4 separate regions of the Homo sapiens genome follow, and regions 2, 3 and 4 are each linked to region 1. Evidence: chromatin loops called from intact Hi-C (ENCODE). Cell type or tissue: PC-9. All regions are shown on one strand. Each heading gives the region's core, and the rest is flanking DNA. Links, peaks and the distances in the headings are about the cores only. Region 1 has its middle 94 kb from the start of LINC02643. Region 2 has its middle 38 kb from the start of LINC02643. Region 3 overlaps DNAJC1 (DnaJ heat shock protein family (Hsp40) member C1). Region 4 overlaps MLLT10 (MLLT10 histone lysine methyltransferase DOT1L cofactor).

The links. Peaks named below come from ENCODE experiments on the same cell type or tissue, not always from the same donor. Only the 100,000 strongest peaks of a DNase experiment are listed, where the experiment ranks them.
Region 2: a loop joins it to region 1, with 11 times the contacts of the local background. A loop is called at or near these places in 11 of 110 quality-filtered maps.
Region 3: it touches region 1 in a loop (20-fold over the local background); 38 of 110 quality-filtered maps call a loop at or near these places.
Region 4: it touches region 1 in a loop (7-fold over the local background); 51 of 110 quality-filtered maps call a loop at or near these places.

Annotation. Positions count from the first base shown.
Region 1 is chr10:21,274,601-21,282,692 of GRCh38, reverse strand. It overlaps a transcript of NEBL not described here. Among named protein-coding and RNA genes, the nearest start is that of LINC02643, 94 kb to the left of the region's middle. RefSeq lists enhancers at 1-195, 196-874, 3,701-3,820. In PC-9, for the core only: CTCF peaks have their summits at 3,570 and 3,772 (motif pointing left); DNase peaks (open chromatin) are centred at 3,532 and 3,742; H3K27ac peaks cover 947 bases.
Region 2 is chr10:21,331,055-21,339,146 of GRCh38, reverse strand. No RefSeq gene overlaps it. Among named protein-coding and RNA genes, the nearest start is that of LINC02643, 38 kb to the left of the region's middle. RefSeq lists an enhancer at 1,990-2,541. In PC-9, for the core only: no CTCF peak of the experiment used is centred there; DNase peaks (open chromatin) are centred at 2,106 and 3,916; H3K4me3 peaks cover 390 bases; H3K27ac peaks cover 3,549 bases.
Region 3 is chr10:21,949,557-21,957,648 of GRCh38, reverse strand. All of the region lies in intron 1 of DNAJC1 (DnaJ heat shock protein family (Hsp40) member C1), which reads left to right. Among named protein-coding and RNA genes, the nearest start is that of DNAJC1, 50 kb to the left of the region's middle. In PC-9, for the core only: a CTCF peak has its summit at 3,902 (motif pointing right); a DNase peak (open chromatin) is centred at 3,928.
Region 4 is chr10:21,728,250-21,736,341 of GRCh38, reverse strand. MLLT10 (MLLT10 histone lysine methyltransferase DOT1L cofactor) reads right to left here. Exons shown (of 23, transcript NM_001195626.3): 17 at 5,288-5,442; 18 at 3,255-3,443; 19 at 2,750-2,838; 20 at 2,213-2,574; 21 at 1,107-1,203. All of the region lies in intron 1 of LOC107984214 (a long non-coding RNA gene), which reads left to right. Among named protein-coding and RNA genes, the nearest start is that of MLLT10, 200 kb to the right of the region's middle. In PC-9, for the core only: a CTCF peak has its summit at 3,963 (motif pointing right); no DNase peak of the experiment used is centred there.

The DNA of each region.
Region 1 (8,092 bases), core at 1,886-6,885:
GAGTTGCTCAGAGGTTCACACGCCTCTGACAATATGACCTGTTGTAAAATGGTCTTTCTTCAGCCTCTAGTTCCTCACTGCACAGTCCCTATTAATTCAATATATGGCTTTGTTCCTCAGGCTCCAGCTGAACTTTCTGTCATCAATGCTTCTTTTTGCTTCTTCTTCTTTTTTTTCCCCCCTGCCTTTGGCCTTAACTTCTTGATCTGGTGGCAAAGGTATGACTTCGTCCTTCCTGGGAGCTCTTTCCTTGGCATCATTCCCTGACACTATGGTAGCCGTCCCTCCCTTTTGCCTCTGTGACCAAAGCTTGGTTTTGTTTGTTTGCACCTTTCCTTAGGTTTGTGCTCCCTACGGAGCCTCTTGCATTGTAGGTACTAATAAATATTTGTAATGAAGGAATTCCCCAAGGCCTGGATTGCTGCTCTCTACCCCCGCAGAGAGCTCATCCATTCACAGCAGTCACCGGCTGGGCAGAGGCTCCTAAATCTACATATTCACTTCTGACCTGTCACTGGAATTCCTCTTCCATTGTTGCAGATGTTTACTGATCTCTTTGGCTAACTGTCTTGCTAGCACCTCATTTTCAACCTCTCCCTTCAAAAGTCTCACATACGCACAAATCCCACACTTGCATCTATAGGAATGGGAAGAAATTGGTAGGCTGGAGGAATGGTTGTGGGACAGAAGGAGGGAAACTTTTAAAACAATTGCATCTTTTGTTTGTTGTACCTTCACGTGTATTACTTAAAAAGAAAGGAATTTATTTTTCAAAAGGAAAAGTTACATGACATTCTGGAAAAGGCAAAACTATGGATACAGTAAGAAGACTGTTGGTGACTAGGGGCTTGAAGGGACGGAGGGATGAGAAGGGGGAGGACAGAGGACTTTTAGGGCAGTGAAATTATCCTGTAGGTTCCTTTAAATGGGGGATGTGCATCATTATGCATTTTTCCAAATCCATAGAATGCACAACACAGACAGAACCCCCAAAGTAAACTATGGACTCCAGGTGATCGTGATATGTTAACGTAGGTTTATGTAGGTAACAAATGTCCCACACTGGTGTGGGATGTCAGGATGTGGATGGTGGGGAGGATGAATGTGTGTTTGGGGAGGGGCTGTGCGGGAACTCTGCACATTTTACCCCATTTCATGTCAACCTAAAATGGCTCTAAAAATGTCTATTAATTATAAAAAAAAAAAGAAAGAAAGAAAAGGAAAGACAAGCAGCAGAGAGTGGTGGTGTGTACCTGTAATCCCAGCGAGTTGGGAGGCTGAGGCAGGAGGATTACTTGAGGCAAGGAGTTTGAGACCAGCCTGGGCAATATAGCAAGATCCCTTCTCTCTAAAAACACACACACAAAAAACCCCAAAACCAAAAAACAAGGGCTTGCACTGGGCCAGAATGCTTGGTATTTTGTGCTGGAAGCTCACTATATTTACACTAATTAGAGTCAGTGCAGACAAACTGATTATTCATAAAAGGAGGAAGTAGTTCACTCACTCAGGCTGGATTCACTAGATCCCTGTTGACAGCTCAGGCCTCCAGGTCTGGTGAATCCCAGGCATTTTGTCTTTCCTTTGGAAGAGCATTTGTGCTTGACCTCTGCCATGACTCTGTGGGTTGGGCCTCCTTTAGCTCATCCCTGGAATACTCTAACAGTCTTCTAAATATTTGAACATATCTGCCTATTTCTCTACCATCCTATACAATATCATCAGATTAAGATGCATTTCTTCCTGTTACTTCTCACCTTAAAAAATCTACAATGCTTGGCTGGGTGAGGTGGCTCACGCCTGTAATCACAGCACTTTGGGAAGACGATGTGGGCAGATCACCTGAGGTCAGGAGTTTGAGACCAGCCTGGCCAACATGGTGAGACCCTGTCTCTACTAAAAATACAACAATTAGCCATGCGCGATGGTGTGTGCCTGTAATCCCACCTACTCGGGAGGCTGAGGCAGGAGAATCGCTTGAACCTGGGAGGTGGAGGTTACAGTGAGCAGTGAGCTAGGATTGCACCACTGCACTCCAGCCTGGGCAATAGGCAAAAAAAAAAAAAAAAAAAAGGAAAAAGAAAAACCAAAAATACCTACAATGCCCCTTACATGAAGTCTTGGCTCTTTCTTGACTCTGGGGGACCCCTGTTCACCATCCACACCTCCTAGGCCACTGTCTTTTTCAGTCACCCCCAATACAACCTCCCACCTTCCTATCTGCCTTTTGTATCTCTCTGGGCTGGCATGCCTAGAATCTTTCTCCCCATTCATTGCTCTTTGCCCGAAATCCAACTCCTAAAGGGACTTACAATTCTTTTGTTCTACTGCCTAGGGCAGTGGTATAAACTCATACATTTAACAGCTTGATTTTTTTTGGTTGGGTATGTATGGGAGCATATGGGTGATCCATTTCACATGTAGAAATGAGAATTGCACCCCTGGAAGAGATGGTCATGTGACTTCGGCCCATGTGTTCTGGAACCCATGCTGGTTCCATTTTGCTATAGGGGCATCACGGGGATTTATGCTTGGACTGGAACGAACCGTGGAAAGACCCCAGGTGACCCTAATCTGCAAGATCCACTTGGGTTCTAGGCAGCCTCAATCAGAAGATTATTTCAAAACTGGCTTTTTTTTAGGGTCTTTAGGGGACTTTTTGGCTTCTCTTAAGCGGCAGAGAAGCTTTAGAGTTTGGGCAATAAAGTATAAAATTAACCTCTGGGTTTTGGTCCATTTCTGTTTCTAAGAAGTAGATCTGATACTTCCCTTGTCAGCTTTTATAACTCTTGCAAAGCTCAAGAGAGACAAGAATACCAATGAATCATATGAACCAGGTGGCAGCAAATGATGGCCCGTGGGACACATTTAGCCTGCTGCTTGTTTTTGTACAGCCCACAAACTAAGAATGGTTTTTACTTTTTTTTTTTTTTTTTATATGGATTCTGGCTCTGTCACCCAGACTGGAGTGCAATGATGCGATCTTGGCTCACTGCAGCCTCTGCCTCCCAGGTTCAAGTGATTCTCATGTCTCAGCCTCCTGAGTAGCTGGGATTACAGGTGCCTGCCACCATGCCCAGCTAATTTTTTGTATTTTTAGGTTTTGCCATGTTGGCCAGGCTGGTCTCGAACTCATGACCTCCAGTGATCCGCCCTTCTTGGCCTCCCAAACTGCTGAGATTACAGGCATGAACCACTGTGCCTGGCCTATATTTTTAAAGTGTTGAAACAAAAAATAGGCCAGGCATGGTGGCCTGTAATCCCAGTGCTTTAGTAGGCTGAGGCGGGAGGATTGCTTGAGGCCAGAAGTTAGAGGTTACAGTGAGCTACTCATGCCACTGCACTCCACCCTAGGCAACAGAGGGAGCAGAGGGAGACTGTCTAAAAAAAAAAAAAAAAAAAATTGAAAAAATAAAAAGATGGCTATTTTTGTGACATGTGAACATTATATGAAATTCAAATCTTGGCATCCATAAATAAAGTTTTATTGGAATGCAGCCAGGCTGGTTGGTTTACTTACTGCCTATAGCTGCTTTTGTTCTTCCATGTCAGAGTTGAGGCTATGCAACAGAGACGGTATGATGTGTAGAGCCTAAATAGTAAATATCCAGCCCACACAGAGAAATTCTGCCCGCCTCTGTAAGGCACAGTACACACATAAGACATGCTTGTTGTAGCTGTGATCTTTCTTCATGGCGCTGGGGCTATGAACTATCTAATTGCTAAGATTCTGGAGGTGCAGGGCCTCAGGGAGGTGCCATGCACATACAATACAAGGGGTATAGCGCCCCCTGGAGGCAACGTTGGATTTGAAGCAGCCAGTGTGGTGGACAGGCCTTGCGGGGAGTGAGGAGGCCTGATTCTAACCTTGGCCCTGCAGAGAACTCCCTGGCTATGTAACTCAGGGGCAGATCTCACCGAACTTCTCTGGGCCTCAAATCCACATCTGTAAAAGGAAGGGGTTGTACTCTCAATGGTTCTAAAACTCCTTCTCTTCCTCTGTCCCTTCCTTTCTGCATTCTTCTTGGCAGAATCCTTTCCTCAAATCAGTGCTCCGATAGACCCCTAATACAGTAAACAGCTGAAGGTGGAGAGTCTCTGTTGGAAGTGGGTCTTGGCCTAAGCCTCCCTCATTGACCCATGATGACTGCACAGAAGAGATTTCCAAACTCCTCCCAGCCCTAGCAGTTATGGGTCCAGGGCCTCATCACTGAGAACAGCCCCACACCAGTTTACTTTTCATTTTTTAGAGTGAGGGTTTTACTCTGTCACCTAGCCTGGAGTGCAGTGGTGCCATCATAGCTCACTGAAGCCTCGACGTCCTGGGCTCAAGTGATCCTCCTGCCTCAGCCTCCTGAGTAGCTGGGATGATAGGTGCACGCCACCACACCTAGCTCATGTTTTTATTTTTATTCTGTAGAGACGGCGTCTTGCTGTGTGGCCAGGCTGGTCTTGAACTCCTGGGCTCAAGCAATTCTCCCGCCTCAGGCTCCCGAGTAGCTGGGACTGCATGTGTGCACCACCATGCCCGGCTCAAATCAGATCTTTGCATGCATGCTTTGAGGCCACATATTCTGGTTCAGTCAACCAGAATGTTCTGTGGTGCTGGCGTTTCCCAATCATCCCTCACATGTTGTTAGTAGTAATAGTAGCAGCTAAAATTTACTGAGCACTTACTGCTTTCCAGATAACTAGGCGAAGCCTCAAGGGGTCTTTTGTCATTGAATATAGACAACAGCTCAATGAAGTAGGTGCTATAATTACTCCCAGTTTACAAACAAGAAGAGGTAGGAGGACTACTTGAGCCCAAGAGTTGGAGGCCAGCCTGCCTAACACCTGCAAGACACCTTGTCTCTTAAAAAAGAAAGAAAGAAAGAAAAAAATGACTTTCATAAAACCAATGGACAAGGTGTTAAAAACAGTCCTGGAAGACTATGTTAACATGGAAAGGCCCAAAGCATTGTGTCAGAAGAATCATTACCTGGGACTGAAATAGAATGCAAGAGGCAGGGAATGACAATTGGTCACAGTAACAGAAGATAATGATTTCTGAGCACTGGGTAGCACCAATGACTAACTGTATGTTCTGTCCCATGCACCCACACAGCAATACATGTTATTGATCCTATCACTATTTCCATTTGACCAATGTGGAAACTGAAGCCTAGAAAGGTTAAGTTTTGGGCCAGGCACAGTGGCTTATGCCTGTAATCCCAGCACTTTGAGAGGCAAAAGTGGGTGGATCACTTGAGGTCAGGAGTTCGAGACCAGCCTGGCCAACATGGGGGAAACCCAGTTTCTACTAAAAATACAAAATTTAGCCAGGAGTGGTGGTGGGCACTCGTAATCCCAGCTACTTGGAAAGCTGAGGCAGGAGAATCGCTTGAACCTAGGAGGTGGAGTTTGCAGTGAGCTGAGATTGTGCCACTGCACTCCAGCCTGGGCGACAGAGCGAGACTCCGTCTCAAAAAAAAAAAAAAAAAAGAAAGAAATATTTGGTGCATTGGCTCCAGACTATATACCTGCAGGCATGAGCAATCGTGTTTTTTTTTGTTTTTGTTTTTGAGACAGGGTCTTCTTCTGTGACTCAGGCTGGAGTACAGTAGTGTCATCATGACTCACTGCAGCCTTGACCTCCTGGGCTCAAGTGAACCTTCTACCTCAGCCTCCCAAGTAGCTGGAACTACAAGTGTGCACCACTATACCTGGCTAATTTTTTTTTTTTTGAGACAGTCTCACTCTATCACCCAGGCTGGAGTACACTGGCATGATCTTGGCTCACTGCAACCTCCGCCTCTCAGGTTCACGTGATTCTCATGCCTCAGCTTCACAAGTAGCTGGGATTACCAGCGCCTGCCATCACTGTTGGCTAATTTTTATATTTTTAGTAGAGATGGGGTTTCCCCATGTTGGCCGGGCTGGTCTCGAACTCTTGGCCTCAAGTGATCTGCCTGCTTTGGCCTCCCAAAGCTCTAGGGTTACAGACATGAGTCATCACTCCTGGCCTCTGGCTAATTTTTGTATATTTTTGTAGAGATGGGGTTTTGACATATTGCTCAGGCTGGTCTCAAACTTCTGAACTCAAGAGATCCATCCACCTCGGCCTCCCAAAGGCTGGGATTATAGGCATGAGCCATCATACTCGAGTGGCAATCAGTTTTGACCAACAAACTACCATATTCTACTTGTGGCTCAGTTTTGGTGAGAAGAGGCTTCTGTGAGGAAGGGGTAGAAGATTATAGGAAGTGTGGGTCTCAAGGCAAGGAACTTGAAAAGCCACACCAGGGCTACACTAGGGGTTGGTGGGTGGAGGGTTGTGGTGGGATGAAGCCCAAGGTGTGGGTTAACCTCACAACAGCAGAGCCTGGACATGTAGAAGAAAAATTCTAGGTTTTTATAAGCACAGAAAGGTGGTAAGTTGGGCTGGGCGTGGTGGCTCACGCCTGTAATCCCAGCTCTTTGGGAGGCTATGGTGGGCAGATCACTAGAGGTCAGGAGTTTGAGACCAGCCTGCCCAACATGGTGGAACGCTGTCTCCACTAAAAATACAAAAAATTAGCCAGGCATGGTTGTGCACACCTGTAGTTTCATCTACTCAGGAGGCTGAGGCATGACAATCGCTTGAACCTAGGAGGCGGAGGTCAGAATGAGTTGAGATCACACCACTGCACTTCAGTCTGGGCAACAGAGTGAGGCTCTGTCTTTAAAAAAAAAAAAAAAAAAAGAAAGGGCTGGCTGTGGTGGCTCACTCCTGTAATCCCAATCCCAGCACTTTGGGAGGCTGAGGCAGGCAGATCGCCTGAGGTCGGGAATTCAAGACCAGCCTGACCAATATGGAGAAACCCCGTCTCTACTAAAAATACAAAAAAAAAAAAAAAAAAAAAATTAGCTGGGTGTGGTGGCACTTGCCTGTAATCCCAGCTACTCGGGAGGCCGAGGCAGGAGAATTGCTTGAACCCAGGAGGCAGAGGTTGCGGTGAGCCAAGATTCCGTCATTGCACTCCAGCCTTGGCAACAAGAGCAAAACTCTGTCTCAAAAAAAAAAAAAAAAAAAAGCTGGTAATGTGATGAGTCTATGTTAGTTCAGGTTTTACAAAAGCAAACAAGACACATGGGTGCAAGTAGGTTTTGCAGAGGTGATCTCAGGAAATATTAGGAGGAGTGAGGACACGAAAAACAGAGAGGAGGAAAACCTGCAAAGTGGGTTTCGTGAGTGGGCACTCTGCACCACTCGGGCTCAGTGAGAGGAACTCTCGGAGACCCCTATTTTGGAGTCATCCCACTTAAGGTCTGGAAGCTGGGGAAACTTGTCCAAATCTAGTGATTGAAGGTTGCTCTGGTAATGTTTTCTGCTGGGGTCAAGCCTGAGACAGAAAACGCCCATAGGAAGAGAGATGCAGAAAGCCAGTGTATTTATTAAAAGCTTAAAATGGCTTAAAACAGCACACATTCATTAGCTTATAGTTTCTGGGAGTCAGGACCTGGGCATGATTTAGTTGAGAGATGCTCTGCTCCAGGGTCGCTCATGAGGCCGCGATAAAGCTGTTGAGCAGGGTGGGGTGGGCATCTCATCTGAAGGCTCAGCTGGGGAAGAATCCACCTCTAAATTCACTTGCATGGTGGTGGGCAGAATTTACAGTTAGCCCTTGAACAACACAGGCGTGAACTTCATGGGTCCACTTACACATGGACTTTCTTCCTCCTCTGCCTTCCCTGAGACAGCAAAACCAACCCCTCCTCCTCTTCCTTCTCCTCAGCCTACTCAATGTGAAGATGATGAGGATGAAGACCTTTATGATGATCCACTTCCACTCAATGAATAGTCAATATATTTTCTTTTTAAATTTTATTTTAAAATAATTAATATTAATAATTTAAATTAAAAAAAGCAAATATTTTTTCCTTATGATTCTTAAATAACATTTTTCTTTTCTCTAGCATACTGTATTGTAAGAATATAGTGTATAGGCTGGGTGTGGTGGCTCAAACTTGTAATCCCAGCACTTTGGGAGGCCAAGTCGGGTGGAACACTTGAGGCCAGGGGTTCGAGACCAGGCTGGCCAACATGATGAAACCCTGTCTCTACTAAAAA
Region 2 (8,092 bases), core at 1,491-6,490, 57 kb before region 1:
TTCGAGATCATGACTGGCCAACATGGTGAAACCCCATCTCTACTAAAAATACAAAAAATTAGCCGGGTGTGGTGGCGGGCATCTGTAATCCCAGCTACTCGGGAGGCTGAGGCAGGAGAATTGCTTGAACCCGGAAGGCGGAGGTTGCAGTAAGCTGAGATGGCGCCACTGCACTCCAGCCTGGGCAACAAGAGTGAAACTCCATCTCAAAAAAAAAAAAAAACATAATAATTAAATAAAAATAAATAAATAAAATAAAAACATGGAAGTTCGGCGGGGATGATGGCTCATGCCTGTAATCCCAGCACTTTGAAAGGCTGAGGCAGATAGATTGCTTGAGCCCAGGAGTTCGAGACTAGCTTGGGCAACATGGTGGAACCTGTTTCTATTAGCCAGGTGTGATGACACACGCCTGTAGTCCCAGCCACTCAGGAGGCTGTAGTGGGAGGATCGCTTGAGCCCCAGAGGTAGAGGTCGCAGTGAGCCAAAATCACACCACTGCACTCCAGACAAGGTGACAGAGAGACCCTGTCTCAAAGCAAAACAAAACAACAACAACCAAACCAAACCAAATCTACCAAAAACATGGAAGCTCAGAGTGGCCAAATAACTTGTCCATGGACACATAACTAGCAAGTGGTTTAACAGGGATTTTAACTTCAAAGCCCATGCACACTTTTCACTTTACCTGGCTCTCAACAAAAATTCAAAATGACTTACACAGAGACCAAACCTCTGAGTAGCAGATTAGAATCATTACAAGTGTTGGGTGTGGAGGCACGTGCCTGTAATCCCAGCTACTTGGGAGGCTGAGGCGGGAGGATTGCTTGAAGCCAGGAGTTAGAGGCTGTGGTGAGCTGTGATTGCACCACTCCACTCCAGCCTAGGCAACAGAGTGAGACCTCTTCTCTTAAAAAAAAAAAGAAGAAGAAGAACCATGATAAGTTATTAGGTAGGTCTTTCACTTCTATGATCAATGTTAGTTGTTTATTTGAACAAGGAAGCTCTTCTGTTGTCTCGTTGAGAGTAAGAGGCTGGGTGGACTCGGGCAAGACTCTGAACACATCTTTGTCAATTTTAATATGGAGAGTATGATAGTGAGTGACCTCCAAGGGTGAGTATGAACATTCAATGTGTTAATACACACAAAACCCTTGAAAGAATGCCAGACACATAGTAAGTGTTGTAAGGTGTTGACTACTATGATTACCAGAGATGTCTGTGGATTTGAGAAAAGGAAGGGAAGTAGGAATAGGAGAGGCAACAAAATTGAGGACTGAAGAGAAGGGTCAGATTCTGAGAGGGCCTTTAAGCCAACATGGAGCCAGAAGGCTGTTGGGAAAGTAGGCAGAAATTAAGGAACATACTCCACCCCACCCCGGGGCACCACACCTGGTGCAGCCTGATGTTTAGTTTCATGTATCCCTGGCCTCCTGTGCTCCCCTGCTGGTTGGAGACTTAATAGCTGCTCAGACATTTTTTGCTGTTCACTCCTTGGTGATTGGAGGTGAAAAGAATGCAAAAGGGTGTAAATCAAACAGGAAGCCCCTTTTTAGTCTCCTGCTGGATCCCAGTCAAATGAGGAGGGCATCATCAATGGTAGACTGAATAAAGAAAATGCAGTCCATATACATCATGGAATATTATGCAGCCATAAAAAAGAGTGTGACCATGTCCTTTGCAGGAACATGGATGGAGCTGAAAGCCATTATCCTTAGCGAACTAACACAGAAACAGAAACCCAAAAACCATGTTTTCATATGTAAGTGGGAGCTAAATGACGGGAACACATGGACACATAGAGGGGAACAACAGACACTGGGGCCTACCGGAGGGTGGGGGCTGGGAGGAGGGAGAGGATCAGGAAAAATAACTAACGGGTACTAGGCTCAACACATGGGCGATGAAATAATCTGTATAACAAACCCCCATGACAAGGATTTTACCTATGTCGCAAACCTGCACTTGTACCCTTGAACCTAAAATAAAAGTAAAAAAAAAAAAAAAAAAAAAAAAAGACAAAGGGGAAGGGCCTCCTGGTGAGTCAGCCTGAGTCACCGGGTGGGAATGTGAAGTATTCATTTGGAGAAGGGCTCTGGCGTTGCCTCAAGTCATCAGTGTTCTCAGTAGATAATGCACTGAAATCTCTCCACATATACGTGGCCTTAGTATGTCTGAGTTGGAGAATATCAAGTCTCCAGCCAGCCTGGGAGCATAGGATGCCAGGGCTACACAAAGCTGAACATCAAGCTGCACTGAGTGTGGTGCACAGGGGGTGGGGCAGGGTCACCCCACAATATTGGACTTGGGGCATGAGTGGGGGAGGTTTGAAGATCCTAGACAGAAGGTGTCATGGTCCTGTGAAGACAGAAGTAATGTTTTGCTAGTAATAAGTGATTGTTTCTTCCTCCTCTTTGCCTTGGCATGTGACAGCTTGCTGGTCCCCCGGGCAAATGCAGCCGCTAGGGAGGGGCACCCGCATGGAGGCGGTATGCAGCTGGCTGCAGAACAAACAGCAGAGAAGATGTCTGAGTTGGAGGACATTGAGGCTCCACCAGCCCTAGGGGGCACAGGAGACCAGGGACACACGAAACAGAACAGCTGCCTGACCTCTGCCCTGGGTCACACTGGCATGGGCTCCATCTGTTCCTGAATGAGGAGAGAGGCTGAAGTGAGAGCCTGACATTTGTCCTTCTCTCATCTTTCTGTCTAGCCTGTCCCTTAATCGGGCTCTGATAAGAGGCGACAGGAGACTCATATAAGCACCAGCTTTGGGTCCTTGATGATAGGTTATTGTAAATGACATGGAGGCCCTTTACAAAGAATGGATAAATTGCTCCCAACAGAGGCAGGAGGAATGCTTGAAGCCAGGAGTCTGAGACCCCATCTCTACCAAAAATGTAATCATTAGCCAGGTGCTGTGGCAAGCACCTGTAGTCCCAGCTACTTGGGAGGTCGAGGTGGGAGAATCACGTGAGCCTGGGAAGTTGAGGCTGCAGTGAGCTGAGAACACGCCACTGCACTCCAGCCTGGTGGACAGAGTGAGACTTTGTATTAAAAAAAAAAAAAAAGAAAAAATCAGCCAGGTGCAGTGGCTCACACCTGTAATCCCAGCACTTTGGGAGGATGAGGCAGGTGTATCTCTTGAGGTCAGGAGTTTGAGACCAGCCTGGCCAAAATGGTGAAACCTCATCTCTACTAAAAAAAAAATACAAAAATTTGCTGGGCATGCTGGCGGGCAGCTGTAATCCCAGCTACTTGGGAAGCTGAGGCAGGAGAATTGCTTGAACCCTGGAGTCGGAGGCTGCAGTGAGATGAGATCGCACCATTGCAATCAAGGCTGGGCAACAAGAGCGAGACTCCATCTCAAAAAAAAAAAAAAAGAAAAGTCACAACTTCTTGGTGAGGAGGTTCCAACAGGAGGGTCTTCACTGGGTGTTGTCAGGCAGTCTATGAATTTATAATATCGTCTCCTTGGAGAATTTTTTTTTTTTTTTTTTTTTTTTTTTTTTTAGCGTCGAGAGTGTGGTCCTTAGCCTCAGAGGCACAAAATCCTCATTTATCAACCCATGGATTGTGGAGAGTGGAGTGTTTCTCATGGCTGGAGTAATATGAAGCAAACTCAGGGAATGATGGATAAACCAAAGTTCCTGCCAATTTCTCATGACTAAAAGGGCTGAGGGGGACCGAATACTGGCAACTTTTGACCAACAGCAAAGGCAGGCTACATGGGAAGTCAAATTCTACAAGAAGAAGCTGCTTAGGGACCTCAGAAATCAGAACTAGGGGAGCTGGTTTTCTAATACAAATGTTAATGATGCCAGAGTAAGATGATCTGCTATGTCCACCTGCACAGCGGAAGATCCCTGTCATCTTGCCTAGGCAGAGTGAGTTGTTGTTAGATTAGATCAGGACCCGCCCTCCCTTGGCCTGGGCTGAGGGGCCACTGCCAACATTTGCCTCTGACATTCTACTTTTTAAAAAAAGTTTCTATGACTCACCACAGGCTTACGAATGCAGACGGTCTGGTTAATTCAAGCTTGGAGTTCTGGAAATCATCGCATCATTTTAGGGCAGTGTTTCTCAAAGGGTGAGCTTTTGAACACATGCAGCAGAATCACACACATGCTTGAGTATGTGTGTTGGTTAAAAATGCAGGCCGGGTGCAGTGGCTCACGCCTGTAATCCCAGCATTTTGGGAAGCCGAAGCGGGTGGATCACCTGAGGTTGGGAGTTCGAGACCAGCCTGACCAACATGGAGAAACCCCGACTCTACTAAAAATACAAAATTAGCCAGGCGTGGCGGCGCATGCTTGTAATCCCAGCTACTCGGGAGCCTGAGGCAGGAGAATCGCTTCAACCTGGGAGGTGGAGGTTGTGGTGAGCCAAGATCACGCCACTGCACTCCAGCCTGGGCAACAAGAGCAAAACTTTGTCTAAAAAAAAAAAAAAAAAGGCAGATTCCTAGATCTCATTTCTGTTGATCTGAATGAGTGTCTCTGGGGCTGGGGGCTGGGAATCCCAATGTGAATTTTAAGCCAACATGCCAGTTGAATTTAATGTACAAAAAATTTGAGAATCATTGTTTTGGGGCGACCTTGTGTATCTCTGTAATCCATTATGAGTTGATTTTGGAGTGGACCATCTTATATCCAAGGCTTATGAAAATCTATTTAATATTGGTGACACTTTGGCTATCTTCGTTATGTTGTTGGTTACAAAATGCAATTGGATGTTGTTTTTATTTTTTTTTTTATTTTTTGAGTCTGAGTCTTGCTCTGTCACCCAGGCTGGAGCACAGCGGCGCCATCTTGGCTTACTGCAACCTCTGCCTCCCAGGTTCAAGCAATTCTCCTGCCTCAGCCTCCTGAGTAGCTAGGACTACAGGCTTGTGCCACCACACCCAGCTAATTTTTTTGTATTTTTGTATTTAGAGGCAGGGTTTTACCATGTTGGCCAGGCTGGTCTCAAACTACGGGCCTTAAGTGATCCACCCGCCTTAGCCTCCCAAAGTGCTGGGATTACAGGCGTGAGCCACCGTGCCTGGCCAGATATTGTTTTTAAAACAGATTCTTGAATTGGGGTAATTCTATGTAATGAATATAGTCATGATTCTGGTATGTAGTTCTGGTATGTAGAAAAGGCAAAATCCCAGCCTGGCCAACATGGTGAAACCCTATCTGTACTAAAAATACAAAAATTAGCAGGGTGTGGTGGCGTGCGCCTGTAGTCCCAGCTACTCAAGAGGCTGAGGGAGGAGAATCACTTGAACCCTGGAGGCAGAGGTTGCATTGAGCCAAGATCGTGCCACTGCATTCCAGCCTGGGCGACAGGGTGAGACTCTGTCTCAAAAAGAAAAAAAAAAGAAAAGGCAAAATCATGGTATAACTCCCCTTACATTTTGTATTAATGGGGCTTTTTGTCTGCTACCCATCATTAGTTGATATAGCTTTTAAACTAGTTATTTTTTCCTCCCAGCTTTATTGAGGTATAATTGACTAATAAAACTGGTATATATTAAGGAATGCAACTTGATGATTTGTTTGTTTTGTTTTTTGAGATAGGGTCTCACTCTGTCACCCAGGCTGGAGTGCAGTGGTATGAGCCTCTGCAGCCTCAACCTCCTGGGCTCAAGTGATCCTCCCACTTCAGCCTCCCAAGAAGCTAGGACTACAGATGCATCTCACCACACCCAGCTAATTTTTTTGTAAAGCTGGGGGTCTCCTTATGTTGTCCAGGCTGGTCTCCAACTCCTGGGCTCAAAGGATCCTCCCACCTCAGCCTCCAAGTACAAAAAATTTGTAGCTGGAACTACAGGTGTGCACCACCATGCCCACCTAATTTTTTTTTGGTAGAAATGGGGATCTTCCTATGTTGCCCAGGCCGGTCTCGAACTCTTGGGCTCAAATGATCCTCCCTCCTCAGCCTCCCAGAGTGTTGAGATTATGGGCCTGAGCCACTGTGCGCAGCCAAGGAGAGACTTTTTATTTTTCCTTTCAGTACAAAGTTTCTCGGGTCCTCCTTGATTTTCTACTGGATCTTCTCACTGACAGAGCAAAAGGGTTCTTACCTCCCATTATCACTTCCTATGTAATTATCCACTGGTCCAGGCACTCAGGGGTTATGCTTCTTTCATTGACAAAGACTTTTGTTTTTTTTTTTTTTTTTTTTTGGAGGCAGAGTCTCCTCCTGTTGCCGAGGCTGGAGTGCAGTGGCAAGATCTCAGCTCACTGCAACCTCTGCCTCCTGGGTTCAAGTGATTCTCCTGCCTCAGCCTCCTGAGTAGCTGGGATTACAGGCACGTGCCACTGTGCCTGGCTAATTTTTGTGTTTTTAGTAGAGATGGGGTTGCACTGTGTTGGCCAGGCAGGTCTTGAACTCCTGACCTCATGATCTGCCCACCTTGGTCTCCCAAAGTGCTGGGATTACAAGCGTGAGCCACCGGGCCCGGCCAAGACTGTTATTTTATCTGCAGCTACACGAAGAAACAATTGCAGCTCTAGCACTCAGCCGGATTAATCACAGATATGTGATCCCTGCACACCAGCACACTGCCTTCTTGAACAGGGCAACTTTGAATTAACATCAGAATGAGATCAAGTAACATCACTAATTATGATTCATAACAAACTTCTACCCATTATTAGAAAGGAAATGCCAACGCCTGACCATTCTTAAAACTATTATTTTATTTTATATTTTTTGAGACCGTGTTTTGCTCTTGTTGCCCTGGCTAGAGTGCAATGGCGCGATTTCGACTCACCACAATCTCCGCCTTCCCGGTTCAAGTGATTCTCCTGCCTCAGCCTCCTGAGTAGCTGGGATTACAGGCATGAGCCACCACGCCTGGCTAATTTTTTGTATTTTTAGTAGAGACGGGGGTTTCTCCATGTTGGTCAGGCTGGTCTTGAACTCCCGGCCTCAGGTGATCCGCCCACCTCGGCCTCCCAAAATGCTGGGATTAAAGGCGTAAGCCACTGTGCCCGGCCCTTAAAACTATTTTTGACCTGTTATGAAAATAGTGTAATTTGAGAAGGAAGAGAGAAGCATGAGAATTAGTTTTCTGGCCAAATGATGTAGTATTTTGCAAACTGACTACATCTTAAAAATACAAAAAATAAAAGATAATGTTGCCGGATGCGGCGTCTCATGCTTGTAATCTTACAGCCCCCACATGGGGGCTGAGGCGAGCAGATCACCTGAGGTCAGGAGTTCGAGACCAGCCTGGCCAACATGGTGAAACACTGTCTCTACTAAAAATACAAAAATTAGCCAGGCGTGGTGGCATATGTCTGTAATCCCAGCTACTCGGGAGGCTGAGGCAGGAAAAATCACTTGAGCCCACGAGATGGAGAGTGCAGTGAGCCAAGATTGTGCCACTGCACTTCAGCCTGGGTGACAGAGGGAGACTCTGTCTCAAAAAGAAAAGAAAAGAAAAAAAGGTAATATTTATTTTGTGTACACCAGAGTAAATAGAGCCCATTTTTTTTTTTTTTTTTTTTTTTTTTTAAGATGGAGTCTCGCTCTGTCGCCTAGGCTGGAGTGCAGTGGTGCGATCTTGGCTCACTGCAAGCTCCGCCTCCTGGGTTCATGCCATTCTCCTGCCTCAGCCTCCGGAGTAGCTGGGACTACAGGCGCCCGCCACTACGCCCGGCTAATTTTTTTTTAATTTTTTTTATTTTTAGTAGAGATGGGGTTTCACCGTGTTAGCCAGGATGGTCTTGATCTCCTGACCTCGTGATCTGCCTACCTTGGCCTCCCAAAGTGCTGGGATTACAGGCGTGAGCCACCGTGCCTGGCCCCAATAGAGCACAATTTTTATATAGAATTTTTTATTTAGGCTGGAGAAAAAGCAATTGCAGTTTTTGCCATTAAAAGTAATGAATTTGGCCCGGTGTGGTGGCTCATGCCTGTAATCCCAGCACTTTGGGATGCCAAGGCAGGCAGATCACGAGTTCAGGAGTTCAAAATCAGCCTGACCAACATGGTGAAACCCCTTCTCTACTAAAAATACAAAAATTAGCTGGACGTGGTGATGCATGCCTGTAATCCCAGCTACTCAGGAGGGTGAGGCAGGAGAATTATTTGAACA
Region 3 (8,092 bases), core at 1,150-6,149, 680 kb before region 1:
AAGCCTAAATAATGGCCGTGGTGATAGAGAAGAAAGTAAACACATGAAAAATGTTTAGTTGCCAATTTGATATAGTACAGAACTATTGCAAAGATCAAATATGAATGGGTAAGTAGATTATACTAAATTAACTCAGTGGAGCTATAACATTACTTGACCATAAACATAAACATTACTTTATTAAATTTATGAAGTAAAATGGAAACTTTTATATATACTGACAAAAGGAAGGTACAATATAATATGTACAATTTATTTACAGCAGTAAAAACAAATAGGATAATAGAGGAAAAGAATTAAGATGACAATGAAAGTATTAATGATAAAGTTAAGTGAATAGAGGAGGCTTTATTCTTCCATGCTTTCTTTAAAGGGTTTCTGAATAATCAGAAATAAGAAACAGTGCTATAATCAGGGATTGGCAAAATACATATGGTTAAAGTTATTACAAAGAATTCTGGTCAGGCGCAGTGGCTCACACCTGTAATCCCAGCACTTTGGGAGGCCGAGGCGGGTGGATCACGAGGTCAGGAGTTCAAGACCAGCCTGGCCAAGATGGTGAAACCCTGTCTCTACTAAAAATACAAAAATTAGTCAGGTGCGGTGGCGGGTACCTGTAATCCCAGTTCCTTGGGGGGCTGAGGCAGGAGAATCACTTGAACCCGGGAGGCGGAGGTTGCAGCGAGCCGAGATCGCTGCACTGTAGCCTGGGCGACAGAGCAAAACTCTGTCTCAAAAAAAAAAAAAAAAATCTAGAAATAAGAATTGTCTGAAAAGAAAAATTTACACCTACTTGTGTGTGTGTGTGTGTGTGTGTGTGTGTGTGTGTTATGTATAAACTGTTGGAGGCTTTTAACTGCATCTGTTTTTTGTTTTAATCTGGCTGCTGTGCTGAAAATAGACTGTTGAGGCAAGGTGCCAGGTAGGGTCTGAAGCTGGGAGATATGTTAGATTTTGTAATGATCCAGGCAAAAAATTATAGTGGCTTGGCCCATTGTGGTAATGGGAGAGGTGTTTTATATATAAATAAAAATTATATTTATATAATTTATATACATATGTTTATATATGTACATAAATATGTATTTATATATGTATGTGTATTTATGTGTATGTACATAAATTTATATGTGTATATATAAGCAGCACTCTTGAAAATAATACCTCTAGTGTCCTCTTATTTAATCTATTAACTTTCAAACCTATGGTTAATTAATAATTTTTTTCTAATTAGACACAGTTATTTTTGTCATGATAGTATGATGTAAATGTATTTCCGAAAGTTTATGTGTTGGAAACTTAATCCCTAATGCAACAGTGTTGAGGTGAGACTTTTAAAAGGTGATTAGGTCATGAAGGCTCTACCCTCATGAAAGTGTTAGTGCAGTTATGGTGGGAGATGGTTAGTTATTGGGGTGGGTTCCTGGTAAAAGGATAAGTTCAGCCCTCTTCCCTTCTTTGTCCCTCGTGCTCTCTTGCCCTCTGTGTTCTGCCATGGGATGATGCAGCGAAAGGCTCTTGCCAGAAGTGGGCCCTTTGACTTTGGACTCCTCAACCTCCAGAGCTGTAAGAAATAAATCTCTGTTCTTTATAAATTACGCAGTCTCGGGTATTGTTAGAGCATCACAATACAAAGATAATGAGATTGGCCTGTATATACTGACATGAAAAGAATTCGAAGGTAAAATAAGTTTTTTCTTTAAATTTTTTAAAGTAGTTTTTAAGAATCAAGGTATTACATCTACATATTCTGTTACAACAATGCAAAACAGATGGACAAAGACACATGAATTTGTTATTTTCTATGTTAGCATGTGGGAGAGAACATAACACAATATGTGAAAATAGCTTACTTTATAAGCGTAAGCATATGGAGATGCTAATGTCAAAAAGAAAATGCTTTTCCTAAAATTTGGTTTTTAAAAAACTTAGTAAAAAACAAAATATTGTTTGATAAAATTTTAATAAAATACGATAGATTTTAAGTGTTCTCATTACAAGAAAAGTATATGAGGTAATGAAAATGTTAATTAGCTCTATTTAGCCATCCTACAATGTATGCCTGTTTCAAAACATCATGTTTATAAATATATATAATTTTTGTTATTAGAAAAATGAATCAAAAGGAAAAAATTTAATATAATACAGAAATATGTAAAGTAAAAGGTGATATTTTCATCCTTTGGCCCTCAGTCCCATTTGTCAGAGGTAATACTTTAAAAAATTTTGATGAAATTTCTGTATACACTGTATCTCCATTATTTCCAAGTTTGCTTACATAAATTTTACCTGAAGAGGTTTGCCCCTCATATAATTTTTACCTTAAATAGTAAGATGTAGAGTGTTACTATTCTAAATCATCTGTAGATTTAAGAATTTCTATGTTCCAGTAAGTAAGTTAAAATTGGGGAAAACTAATTTCAGGTAAATTGTTTATCATTTGTTCCTGCAATGTTATAACGGATTAAATTTTTATTTTATATCAGTGATTCTGAACTGGGGGCTGTTCCCCCCTGCCCAGGGACATTTGACAATGTCTGGAGACATTTTTGGTTATTAGAACTGGGGGGCTGGGAGTGGGTAATGCTACTGGCATCTGGTGGGGTGCTGCCAAACATCCTATAATGCACAGAACAGCCTCCTACAGCAAGGAATTACCTGGTTCAGAAATGTCAATAGTGCCAAGGTTGAGAAAACCTGACTTAAAGGAAAATGGTTAAGAGTGAGGACTACCCTGGCACACTGCTCGGGTTTTGTATCATAGCCACACTACTAACTGTGTGACTGTGGGTGGTTATTTAACCTCTTTGTGCCCAGTTTCCTCATTATATTATAATAATAGTAGTACCTATCTTACAGGGTTGTTGAGAGGCTGTTTAATACATTTATTATGTGATAAGCTTAGATTTGTACCTGGTACATAGTAGGAATGTTGGCTGCTATTGTTTTATTGTTTCTCAGTAAAAACTAAAATCTAACCAATTATATAACATCAAAAGGATGGCCAATTAATAAAGATATCTTAGTAATTTGGGGGAGTTTCTAAACATGGTTGTTGAGAGTTACTAAGTTAACTCTATATTTCAGCCTACTATTTCCTATACAAACTGTTTTTTTAATATTTGAAAAATTACGTTTGGGGCGATGCTGCCTCTTTGTAGAGCAGTAGCCCTTCGACTGAGATATTATTTCATTGGCCTTTTCTCCTAGATTCTGTAGTTGTAGTTTTTGCCTCTTTGAAAGTTTCAGCTCCTGCAACATAGTGTTAGATGCTTATTCTGATCTTTCTTCACTTCTAGGCTAGTGAAGACATTTTTGGGAAGTATCATTATGACTACATCCTGAGAGTACAATGAGAGTGTCTGATTTATGAAATCTAGGTTATTTTTAGAGGCAAGAGAAAATACTTAATTTAGTCACATCATAATTTTATTTCCTCTTTTTATAAAGTATTATAGTGTACTGTAAAATTCATTAATCCCGAGTAAGTATTTGTGTTTCTCATCGCTATTCCTCTCAGTGGAGTAATTCATGAACTGTACTTACATTAAAACACATAATTTAACTAAAGGTTTAATTCAAAATATTTTTATATGCCTTGCAAATATAAAAATGCCCAGAAAAAATTTTAGATTGAGAGACAGTGTACAGTGCTATTTTCTAGAAACATATGGCAACTTTTTTATATAATTTGATTTAAACAATAAATAGCAAAGGTTAAACAGACAAACCCATTTATTAAACTAACAAAGGAAAGTGTGTAAGTGGTGAAGAATACATAGTTGGTTTTTTTTTTCCTCTTCTTTTTTTTTTTTTTTTTTTTTTTTAAAGTTCAGTTTTAGTTTTTTACCACTTGATGGCAGTGATGGAGCTAGAGCTCTACCCTGAGAAGGTTAGGGCAAGAACTCATTATGAATAACAAAAGCGTAGGTACAAAGGAAATCCCTGACATTTTAATATTATTCACATTTCTAGGTGATATTACTTATATTGCAAGTGACAGTAATAGGGGGAAAAGCCTCTAGATGGAGCTTCAGTACTTTCTAAGGGAAAACATTTCCTGTATCTTTCCAAATGCATATTTTATATTATTTTACATAATATATTAAATCCAGAATGGATTTTTACAAAATAATATTTAAGGGTGAATTTATTTCAGATGTAATTATGGAAATTAATTCACCAAATTACCTAATAATTTGAAAAAATGGCTATTTAAGTATCTTACATTTTTAAATCATTATTAATATTTGTTGAAAAGTATGTTAAACTTTGAGTCAAACATTTCTATCTAGTATAAATGATTTGCATATCTAACAAGTTAGTAAAAGATATTTAATAAGAAGTCAGGTGCTTAAAATCAATATTGCACTATAATTAAATCTGACCATCTATATTATTATGCCTAGTATCATTCAACATTTGAGTTCCCAAGAGAACATAACTATTACTCCAACTCAATTGCCCAACTAAAAAAATTAAAAACTAGGAATTTTAATGTAAAATAATTTTTTAAAGAATATATATGTTCTTTAGTAAATATTCTTACTTTCTTCAGTAATGTTTTCCTTTTACAGTCAAGAGAGTCTGTTATCACTATATATTGAAGGGAAGTTGTCATTATTAGTAGAAATATGATGTTAATGTTCTTAGTGCACTGTTGATTTTAGTGTCTACTTCTTGAATAATAAGAAAACTTGAAACAAGAACAATAAGTTTTCTGAGAATGACCCTGTATGGTGAATTTAAAAAAAGAAAGAATAGTGATTTTTCCCAGCTGGCCTTCTCAGGAGGCTGAGGTGGGAGGATTGCTTGAACCTAGGAGTTTGAGACCAGCCTGGGCAATATGCGAGACCCTGTCTTTATTATCGATTGATTGATTGATTGATTGAGACGGAGTCTTGCTCTGTCACCCAGGCTGAAGTGCAGTGGCGCAATCTCAGCTCACTGCAAGCTCTGCCTCCCAGTTTCAAGTGATTCTCCCACCTCAGCCTACCGAGTAACTGGAATTACAGGCGCACGCCACTATGCCTGGATAATTTTTGTATTTTTTTAGTAGAGATAGGTTTTCACCATGTTGGCTAGGCTAGTCACGAACTCCCGACCCCAGGTGATCGCCTGCGTCTGCTTCCCAAAGTGTTGGGATTACAGGCATGAGCCACCACGCCTGCCTGACCCTGTCTTTAAAAAAACAAAAAGAATAGGAAGCTTTCTTACTTTTCTACTAGTACACAATTACCTAGGTTAATTTTGATGTCTCATAAAGCATTCAGTGAAGAAAAAAAAGCTATTGTTTTAAGTTGTCTGTTTTTATGGACTCAAAATATTGGAAGCCTTGTAATCTTTGGTTTGAAATTGACATGAGATAATAATTGTTTTATGTTGAAAAAAGGTATAACTGAAAAATTATATGAGAAGCATGAAAAGTAGTTTTTGGGGGTTTTACTTATTTTCAGTTTCATGAATGAATGTTTTATTTATTCTCTATTGAGACAAAAACCTTACTAAAACAGAGTAGTTGCCAGTAATTTTTTATAATTACACTTAACAATAATGTTGGCAACAGTTGATTTTCTATTTGGCTAAGCAAATATGGTCTAAATTCATTTCAGGATGTATAGTCAGCTAAATTTGCAGCATAATTTGCTTGCTAATCACCTCAGTAGTAACAGTCTCCCAGAAAGCCATGTGTTGCTTTATTTGTTCCTTATCTAATTAAATTTTTTGGGACTTTATTAACAAAGGGACACATTTCAAGAACATCACATAAATGTTCAAGCATTCTTTTATTAATACTTTCTAAACTTATATAATTGCATTAAATTAGCTTTTAATTGTGTAACAAAGTGAACTTGTAAAAGTATGGCCTGTTTCTCAGGGGTAGGAAAACTCCACATTAAGGAACTATTATGCCACTACAAATATTTATTAGTGGTTACCTTGTAGTAGTAGTTACTAATGAAATAAATTTATTTAAAATAGTTATGGGTAAGTTTCGACTTAATTTGTAACTTGAGTCTCTCTGGACAAAGGGAAACTGATATTTTCCATTTCTGTGAAGCACTTGCACTATGAAGGAATGGTTTATATATCAAGTTAATTTTACATTGTTAAACTTTTTTTTTTTAAGGGAAAACGAATAAAGCACAAAGCTGTTGTTTGCTATAGAAACAGTTTAAACTGTCTTTAATTTGGTAGGAGAAAAATTTCTCTATTTTATAATCATTTAGGTTGCCAGATTAAGTTTTCTGCTTTTTTAACCAGTATATTGGCATTGTGTAGTGTCATCTGTAGTATTTTAGGCTTGTCTAGATTACTTTTTTTTTTTTTGAGATGGATCTCGCTCTGTCACCCAGGCTGGAGTGCAGTGGCATGATCTCAGCTCACTGCAACCTCTGCCTCCCAGGTTCAAGTGATTCTCCTGCCTCAGCCTCCTTAGTAGCTGGGATTACAGGTGCGTACCACAACGCCCTGCTAATTTTTGCATTTTTAGTAGAGACGTGGTTTCACCATGTTGGTCAGGCTGGTCTCGAACTCCTGACTTTGTGATCCGCCTGCCTTGGCCTCCCAAAGTGCCACCTCGCCTGGCCATCTAGATTACTTTTTTTTTTAATCTATCTGGCAGCAATGCCAAGTCTGAATTAAAGCATTTCTGCAGCTTCTCCATCGGAACTTTCTGCTGTTTCTAGCACTTTTATGTTGTGGAGATGGCTGCTTTCCTTAAGCCTCGTGATCCAACTTCTGCTAGCTTCCAACTTTTCTTCTGCAGCTTCCTCACCCTCTTGTCCTTCTCAGAAATGAAGAGAGTTAGGACCTTGCCCTGGATTAGGCTCTGGCTCAAGGGAATGTTGTGGTTGGTTTTATCTTGTATCCACACCACTCACACTTTCTCCGTATGAGCATTAAGGCTTTTTCACTTTCTTATCATTCATGTGTTCACTGGAGTAGCACTTAATTTCCTTCAAGAACTTTTCCTTTACATTCATACTTGCCTGTTTGGTGCAAGAGGCCTAGCTGTTGGCCTGTCCTGGCTTTCAACATGCCTTCCTCACTAAACTTAATCATTTCTAGCTTTTGACTTAAAGTGTGAGATATGTGACTCTTCCATTCACTTGAGTACTTAGAGATCACTGTAGGGTTATTAATTGGCCTAATTTCAATATTGTTGTGTCTCGGAGAGCAGGGAGGCCCAAAGAGAAAGAGAGAGATGGGGGTACAGCTGGTCGTCGGATCAGTCAGAACACATACAACATTTATTGATTAAATTTACCAATTTATATAGACATGGTTCGTGACTCCCCAAAATAATTACAATGGTAATATCAAAGATCACTGATCATAGGTCACTATAACAGAGGTAATAATAATGAAAATGTTTGAAATGTTGCGAGAGTTACCAAAATGTGATACAGAAACAGGAAGGGAATACATGCTGTTGGAAAAATGGCACCCATACACTTGATTGGCTCAGGATTGCCACAAACCTTCAATTTGGAAAAAGATACAATAGCCGCAACATGTAGTAAAGCACAATAAAGTGAGGTGGATTGTGCCACTGCACTCCAGCCTGGGCAACAGAGTGAGACCCTGTCTCAAAAAAAAAAAAGATTCTGTGGATGACTACATATTTTTGCATTTGTAGACTACCACAGGAGAAAATTATATGACATGGAAAATTTGACTAAGAACATTTTTAGTACAGGACACTAATTTAAGCAAAAACTGAAGCAAATTTGAATGAAATCAACCCAGTTCTAAACACTGGTCATCACGCAAAATGACACGCCAATAAATACGCAACTAGATTAAAAGTGTGCTGTGATTATATTCCATGAAATATCAGTCCTCCTTAACTCTCCCAATTACCAAGTTAACTCCAAAGGTTTCGAGGACTGGTTTACCTAGTTTGTCAATAGAGGGCAATCGCTTATTGGCCGGGTGCGGTGGCTCACACCTGTAATCCCAACATTTCAGGAGGCCAAGGCGGGCAGATCACTTGAGGTCAAGAGTTCGAAACCAGCCTGGGCAACATGGAGAAACCCTGTCTCTACTAAAAATACAAAAATTAGCCGGGCATGGTGGCAGGTGCCTG
Region 4 (8,092 bases), core at 1,432-6,431, 450 kb before region 1:
CTGCACTCCAGCCTGGGCGACAGAGCAAAACTCCCTCTCAAAAATATACATATATATACCACAATTCCAGGCAGTTTTCAATACGTAGCCCATACTATTTTAACACCTACGTCTCCTGCCTGGATCACTCCCTTTTTCCACTTTTGCCTCTGTCTTCACTCCCCCACACCCTATAACACACACAGACTATTCTCCATATAGCAGCAAAACTAATCCTTTAAAATGTAAATCATTATTTCACTATTCTGTTCAAAACCTTCCAATTCTTAATCCTGAAAAAAATGGAGAATGAAATGAGATAAACAAAACTAAGATTATTAGCACTGGGTGAGAGAATGGAATGAGGCGTACATAGGTCTTCAGGGTGCTCTCCACTCTACTTTTGGTACACTTGAAATCCTCCGTAATAGATTTTTAAAAACTCGCCAGTGGCTTTCCATTCATACTTAAGATAAAATCCAAATTTCTTGCCACAGCCAAGAAAGGCTGTATGCGATCATCTAAGACCACCCCCTTGGCTCTGACCTCTCCCACCCTCTGACCACATGGCTGCTGACTTCTCTTCCGAACACAAGTACGTCCAGACCTTTGACAGCAGCTGCCCCTTTACCTCCAACGTGCTTTCTCTCTGCGTTCCCTCAAGTCACAAAGGCACACTCCCTGAACTCTCACATCGGTCTGTGCTCAAAAGTCACCCCCCTTGCAGAGGCGGGGCCATCCTATCTAAAATGGTCCTCGGTTCCCTATGCTCTTCCCCACTTATTCCACTTCTTTGTTCTTCTCAGTATTTATCACAACCAAAAAGCGTGCATCGTGTCCATCCATCTCCCGTATCAAAATGAAGCTCCGGGAAAACACGCACCACATCTCAGCACTGTGTTACCAGAGCCTATGGCAGCACCATGCCACGTGCCCTGTCACTTTTAAGTTCAGGAATGAATGTGACATCACTGCAGGTATCACAGCCTGTACCACATGGCAAGAAAAACTTTTTTGATTATGCATTCAATAATGTTATTTCACAAAGGAGAAATCTGTACCCACAGTGAATATTACAGCTTAGAACACATGCTCCTAATAAGATATTATCAAAAGAAAGAACTTACTGGTGTGAGCTGTTGAGAATTTAACAACTGCTGAAACTGCTGTTGATGAATAAGTATTTGTCGTTGCTGGTCAGAAAGTAATCCTAGTCCTGAGGCACTGAAAAATGATTACAATTCTTACTTTTTACTACACACCTCTAATGCATTTTTAGAAGTCTAAAAATGAAAGACAACTTTTCAATTTGATGTTTAATAACTTAAGTACAATTCTGAATCCAAACACTCTGAAAACAGTTATGTACAATTTCTATATATATGTATGTTTATATACATCCATGTGTACAGCTAAACAAGAATTCACATTGTCAAGAAATGTTTTTATTATAAAACAAATAGGCCCTAACTCATTTTATGGAATAGAAATTTACATGTGTTTCTAACAAGCGTATGTAATAATTTATCTTTAATTATTCAAGGATAATTTAACTCACACTAAGTAAACACATATTTGAAACAAAGAATCCAAACATACCACTGATTTGACCTATCCTTTTCTAATGGTCCCAATGGTAAAACTAAACACCAAGGAAGAGAGCTACAGGAAATAGCTTTCTAGTACCCACTGCAAATCCATTTAAAAGTATTTATTCCCCCAAAAGTATGCTTAATAACAACATAGCTTTAGTCCCCTAGTTTTGAACAAACATTCAAATGCAGTTCCAGTACAATGAAACCAGTGAGTCTCACTTCCTGGGAATTCAGATAAATGACCTTTATCCTATATCAAAATCTTTGATTAGAACATTAAAAATATTACATAAATTTTAGGAAACTAATATTCATGTTATCTCCACTACGATATCTTTCTTCAGAATTTATGATACAGTATACAAAGAAATAAGAAAAACTAGTATTTAAAAACAGACATCACAGATTAAGACTAATTTTCAGCACAGAACATAATGCTGTTACTAAAAGTAACTTAATTTTAATCTAAATTACTTAAGTTTCAAAAATAAATGTACTCTGTATAATATACTTAAAATTTTTGGCAGACTTCTTAAGGTGTATCTACAAAGGAACACATTGAAAGCCCCAATCTAAGGCATAGACAACACCGGTACTCTGTTATACTAAAAAACCCAAAACATACTTAAGTTTCTTACCTGTTAGTCAGTGTAGCTGGCATTGGATGTGTTGCATTAGGTGGTACGGTTGTGTGGGTGAGAGGGGTAGGGTTCTGGGACATTGTGACAGGAGTCTGCATAACCCCATTTAAAGCTCCTACAATGCCATTAATTGCCAGTTGGTTACCTGGCAAAGCTCCAATTATTCCACCCACTGCAGACACGGCAGGAATGGTGGAAGTTACAGGCTGCATTCCACTAGCTAGTGCCCCCACTGTCACGCCATTGACCTGCTGAACTCCACTCACTCCTGAGCCTTGTTGAGCCGGACTCTGCCCAGCAGGAGGTGGGGTAGAAAGAGCTGATGAGCTGCTGGTACTTTGTCCACTGGAGGTTAAGTCCTAGCGTAAGAAAGAAGAGAAACTAAGTCCACTGGACATTAAGTCCCAGCGTAAGAAAGAAGAGAAACTAAGTTTAAAGAACACTGCAAAACTGTTTAAAATAATTTTAAACCATTTAATATACTATTATTCACAAGTAAATCAACATAGATGAAAATAACCATACAAAAATTACCTGATTTAATACAGGAAGAGAATTATCAGGTAAAAAGCTGTTTCCTATATGAGGGCTCTTACTGCTGTTCAAGGAATCAGTAGTAGGAGCTAGAATAATAAAAGACAAAAAGAAACCTATTTACCCTATTAAATTACATTATGTGTAAGATTAAAGGCTTATTAAAAAGCTTATGCTGAAGCCCGTATCAAAACCACTTAAATATCTAGTCTTGCTATTCCTAAGACTGATTTAAATAAGAAAAAAAAATCTATATTGAATACCATCGCTTTAAATCAATAACGAGATCATTAGACATTTAAGTAAATTTTACCATTATATTATGGACTAAGAAAGTTAAATTCAAGTTGATCACTTAACAGGATTCTTTATGCCCTTCAAAAACAACCTATAGTTCCTTTTCTACATCTTCATATAACTGGTGACCAATTATTACTCACTTATAATACAAATAAAACTGAAAGCCTATTTTCCTTAGATACAAAATAAATATTTTCACACTTACCAGTCTGTGCTGAAAATGTGTGTATTTGATGAGACGGACTAGGATTTGCTGTTATTGTTGGAAAAGGCACTGAAAGCTGTGCATTCAATAACTGAAGCCGTTCCTTTTTGGCAGTCAAGTTTTTAATTTGTTCCTCTAATCTTCGGTTTTCAACTTGAAGTTGGTGTAATGACTTCAGCATTCCTAAAACTACCACACATTTGGATAGTTTTTAATAATGACAAGTACACACATAAGACTAAGTATTTTACGCAGTGCCGGTAACCTTAGAAATAAGTTAAAATAGAACAGTAGAAATTCTGTAAAGTGTTTCTAAATGATAAAGTTTTGTTCCTAAATTTGTTTATGGATATAAATTGCCTATCTATGTTTGTATTTTTATAAGCACAAAGGCAAAGTGTTCCTGGATGTACCTTCTGGAAACTTTGTTGCCACATACCAAAAAACACACACCAGCTTCAGGTAATTTTCCATTCTCAATGAAAAGTAATGACATTTTATTTTCATCAAAATAAAAGCCTATTAAAAATTCAAGTGCCTGTCACTATTTTGCATTGAAGTCATATACAGAATGGTTAAGGATCGCACCAATACCCTCTACCAAAATAATGAGCACATGTTTTTGTTTGTTGTCCGGTTTAAACGAAGTGCTGCCATCAGACGCCTGGCAGGAAGCCCCTAATCCCAGCTGCTCAGCATGTTGCTCTGCAGGTCACCCAGCAGGGAGCGCTATGTGTGCGCCCAGCCACCTCTCCAGTCCTGGAGAAAGGCGCATCCCCTGTAAACAGGCTGACTTTCAGTCTGGCCCCATCACCTCAAGTACTTCAATTCCTTCCACAACTTGGACCTCCCAGCTAACAACACAGAGTGTTGCCGTTAAGATTTTTGAAGTGTCCGTCACATACTAAAAAGTTGTATTTGTTTAACATGACCTCAGGGCCTTTAGAAGATACAACTCCTCTGGTACAGACACATCTGGCCGTTTCCCATGGATTTAACTTTTATCCCTCCCCTCCAAGATCCCACAAAGAAACCTTAGTGGGCCCAAATGAGATGCAATAAGACTCAGCTAAACCTATCCTCCAGCTATCGTGTTTAAAGGATTAGCCTGGCATGAATTTCCTCACAATTAATTAGCATTTTTTGTCAGGGTACCATTCATAAAATACCAATTTATGGCACTTAGCTAGCCAACAATAAGCAAAATGTTTCAATAAAATGAGGCAGCAAAAGTTTATACTCGAAAATGATGAAAACCACCTATTTTTCCCTAAAATTAAGACAAGGCCACATCTCCAGCTAACCACCACCTATTTTAACTCTGCATTTTACACCCACGGCCCTAATACTTGAAATGGTGAAGATACTGAAACACAGATATATAGTACATGCTCTATAATCCAATAGATGATAAGCATAATATATACTAATTATAGATTTAATTCAATAATTATTATTCTTCCTCCAAATTATAAAATGAAGAAGCTAGCCGGCCATACTTGACTATTTGTATTTTTTAAAGTAAGTTTTCCAGAGGTGAGCAAGTTTTCTTCTAACAATTGGGGTAAGAGAAGACAGTGCTCATGTATTTTAGTAAACTGATTGATAAGAACAAAGTACAGTGGAGACACAAAGTACCAATATGTATAATCATGGTAAGCACCGAGACAATGCTATGTATGAGCCAGGCAGTGGTCCTTACATTTTTCATGTCATTTAATCCTCACAATAACCCTCTGATATGGGTGCATTATTACTCCCAATTGTAAAAATAGGAGATTAAAGAACTTTAAAAAACATGCCCAAGATCATACTATTAATAACAGGTAAAGACAGGATTCAAGTCCAAGCAGTAACACTATAGAATCTCTTCTATTAAACCACTTCACCTTATACTTTCTCTCACTGTATTATATAAAATGTATATCATAATCCCATTACTACTCTGGATGAAAAGTGACTTCTGCATCCATCTGCCTGTTTGTCCATCTGCCCATCTGTCTTGATTCACATATAAGAAAATGAATACTTACTGTCACTAGGAGTACCCTGTTCTAGTAAAAATTGCTGTCCTTCACTCCACTGCCTCTCCAAAAGCTGTTCTATGCTGGCTGCTACTGGAGGCAGATTTTCCAAACTGCTGTTGCCTGGTTGATCATAGCGAATCTGTAAGCTGCTTACAGGGGATCTGTTGAAAACAATTCTCAAGTTAAAAAGAAGGGGAATGCTTTTAAGAGAGTACAGTTTCTTACCTTAAGCTGACCCCTTTTCTCCTGTATGAGTTTTATAACACCAGGCTGCCTATGCCAGAAGTATCAGGTTCCTGGATTTAGAAAACCATAATCTACCCTAAAATTGAGTAATTATCATTCTTCCTCCCAATATTATAGAATCAAGGAAATAGCTAGCCATCATAGATAATTAAAAACCACTAGAAAATATAAACACACCACCAACAATCTCTGAAATAGGCTGTAAAATAACTTGGTATGGCATTATAAGACAAAAGAGGGAAAGACAAAATTAGACTTAAAAATAATTTCCCAGAAAAGGGTTTCACCATTCTGCTTTGATATATTTGCCATCATAATAACCTGAAAAAGTATAATACTGTAAAAGGTATTTGAATTTACAACCAACTAAAATCTCAAATGTCACTAAAAAGAAATTTTTAAGAATCTTAAAGCAGCCTTTTGTTATAAATTAAAAATTACTCATTTTCAAGTATTTTCACAATTAAGAAATAAGATCAAAGCAATTTTTTTTTTTTTTTTTTTTCATTTTTGGAGATAGGGTCTCACTTCGTCAGCCATGCTAGAGTGCTGTGGTGCAATGATGGCTCACTACAGTCTTGACTTCCTGGGTCCTGGGTTCAAGCAATCCTCCCACCTCAAGCCTCCTGAGCAGCTGGGACCACAAGAGCACACACTACCACGCACAGCTTTTTTTTGGGCGGGGAGGCGGCGGTGGGGGAGGTTGGGCAGGGGAGACGGAGTTTCACCATGTTGCCCAGCTTAGTCTCCAACTCCTGGGCTGAAGTGTTCCTCCCGCCCAGGCCTCTCTATCTAACTGCTGGGATTATAGGCATGAGCCACCGTGCCCAGCCCCCAAAGCAATTTTTGATCCTTTTACATGAATATTTCTAAAATGTCTTAGATCTATACTTCAAATGATAACCCTTCTAAAACAAACAGCACTTGTATTAAGATGAACATGTAATGTTCTCTACACTTTTTGGTTTAAATAAGTGTGGCCATTTCCGGTCTCCAGCTATCATTCTAACATAATACATTTAAAGAGCTTTAGAATTTCCAATGCGTTTGTATATATCTCATATGATCTCCACAACAACCTAGTGAGAAGTCAAAACCTGGTTTATTGGCTCCATTTTCAAATGAGGAAACAGGACGGAGTTTTAGTGACTTGTCCAAAGACACACTGCTGGTGAGGTGACAAGAGCTGGGCTATACAACTCAGGTCTTCTAACAACCCACTAGTGTTCTTGACACTGCCTTAATATGCGTCTCTGCAAAATTTTCGTAAGATGTTAAACAAATGGGGTTTTTATTCCATATGTAAACATTATGGGCCACATACAGTTGGCCATCCCTCTGCAAATAGTACACTATACCAGGATAATTTAGGCTGTTACATCTCAGGCTGATTTCTAAAGAGTAATATAAAGTTGGAAATAATATGCTAAAAATAATTTAGTACCATTTGTTAAGTCCCATTTAACTAATGAAAAGGAAAAACTATATTAAGCAAAATAGCACTTTCTTAATAATTCTCGGTAGCTTGTAATATTTTAAGTTTAAAAGGGCAACAGAGAAATGCTTCTTCCACTAAACACTGAGCAAACATTAACTTTCTTCTTTGAAAAGAAAAACAACATAGAATTAATCACAGCATAAAATCACAGACTAGTCAGATCATGTTATCATTGTTCTTCAGATTCCTGGTTTCCAAAGAATGGATATTTGATTTTCTGCAGAGTTCAATCAGGGAAAACAATACTACTTTTAGTTCACCCAGGAATTATACAGAAAAAAAGGCATCACTAGATGTACCATTAGAAAATGAAATTAGTGGTTACTGAACTAATCTTTAGGATAAAGAAGATGTTCCTTAACAGACATTCCCCAAATATATCAGCAATACTGTTATTCATGATCTGTCATCACATGAAAAAGTTCATTTTGGAAAAAAAAAAAAAAAAAATTGTAGACATGGAGTCTTGGCATGTTGCCCAGGCTGGTCTTGAACTCCAGGCCTCAAGCAATCCTCCAAACTTGGCCTCCCAAAGCGCTGGGATTATAGACATGAGCCACCACGCCTGACCAAAGTTTTCATTTTTAATCACGTTTCTCCCATTCTTGGAAGAAAGACCCTAGAATGGGCTTTTCTCTTACTCTCCATTGTCACCCAGTCTAACACCATGCTTGAGGGAGGGTTCCTAAATTAGAGAACATGGAGAAAACAAAGAGAACGCACAGAAGGGAAATAAAATTAATAAGGAGATAGCTATCACCAAAGTTCCATTCTCCCCTACAAGCAGACACAGTATCTCATACCACATTCTCCCCATTTAGAACAGAAGGAATATGCAGTTTGATAACCCCAAATATATTAATTAGATTTTAATAAATGGTACCTGAATACTGTCATAAAATGATTTCAAAAAACTTGTAATACATTTGCTATAACTGATTCAAACAATTTAAGAACTAGTAGGAGTTTAGTGATCTACCACACGACTTTACTGAATTAGGAACTAGAGACTAAGGGATTAAGTGCTACACAGAACAGAGCTAAAACTGGAACCCAAACTTGAAAGT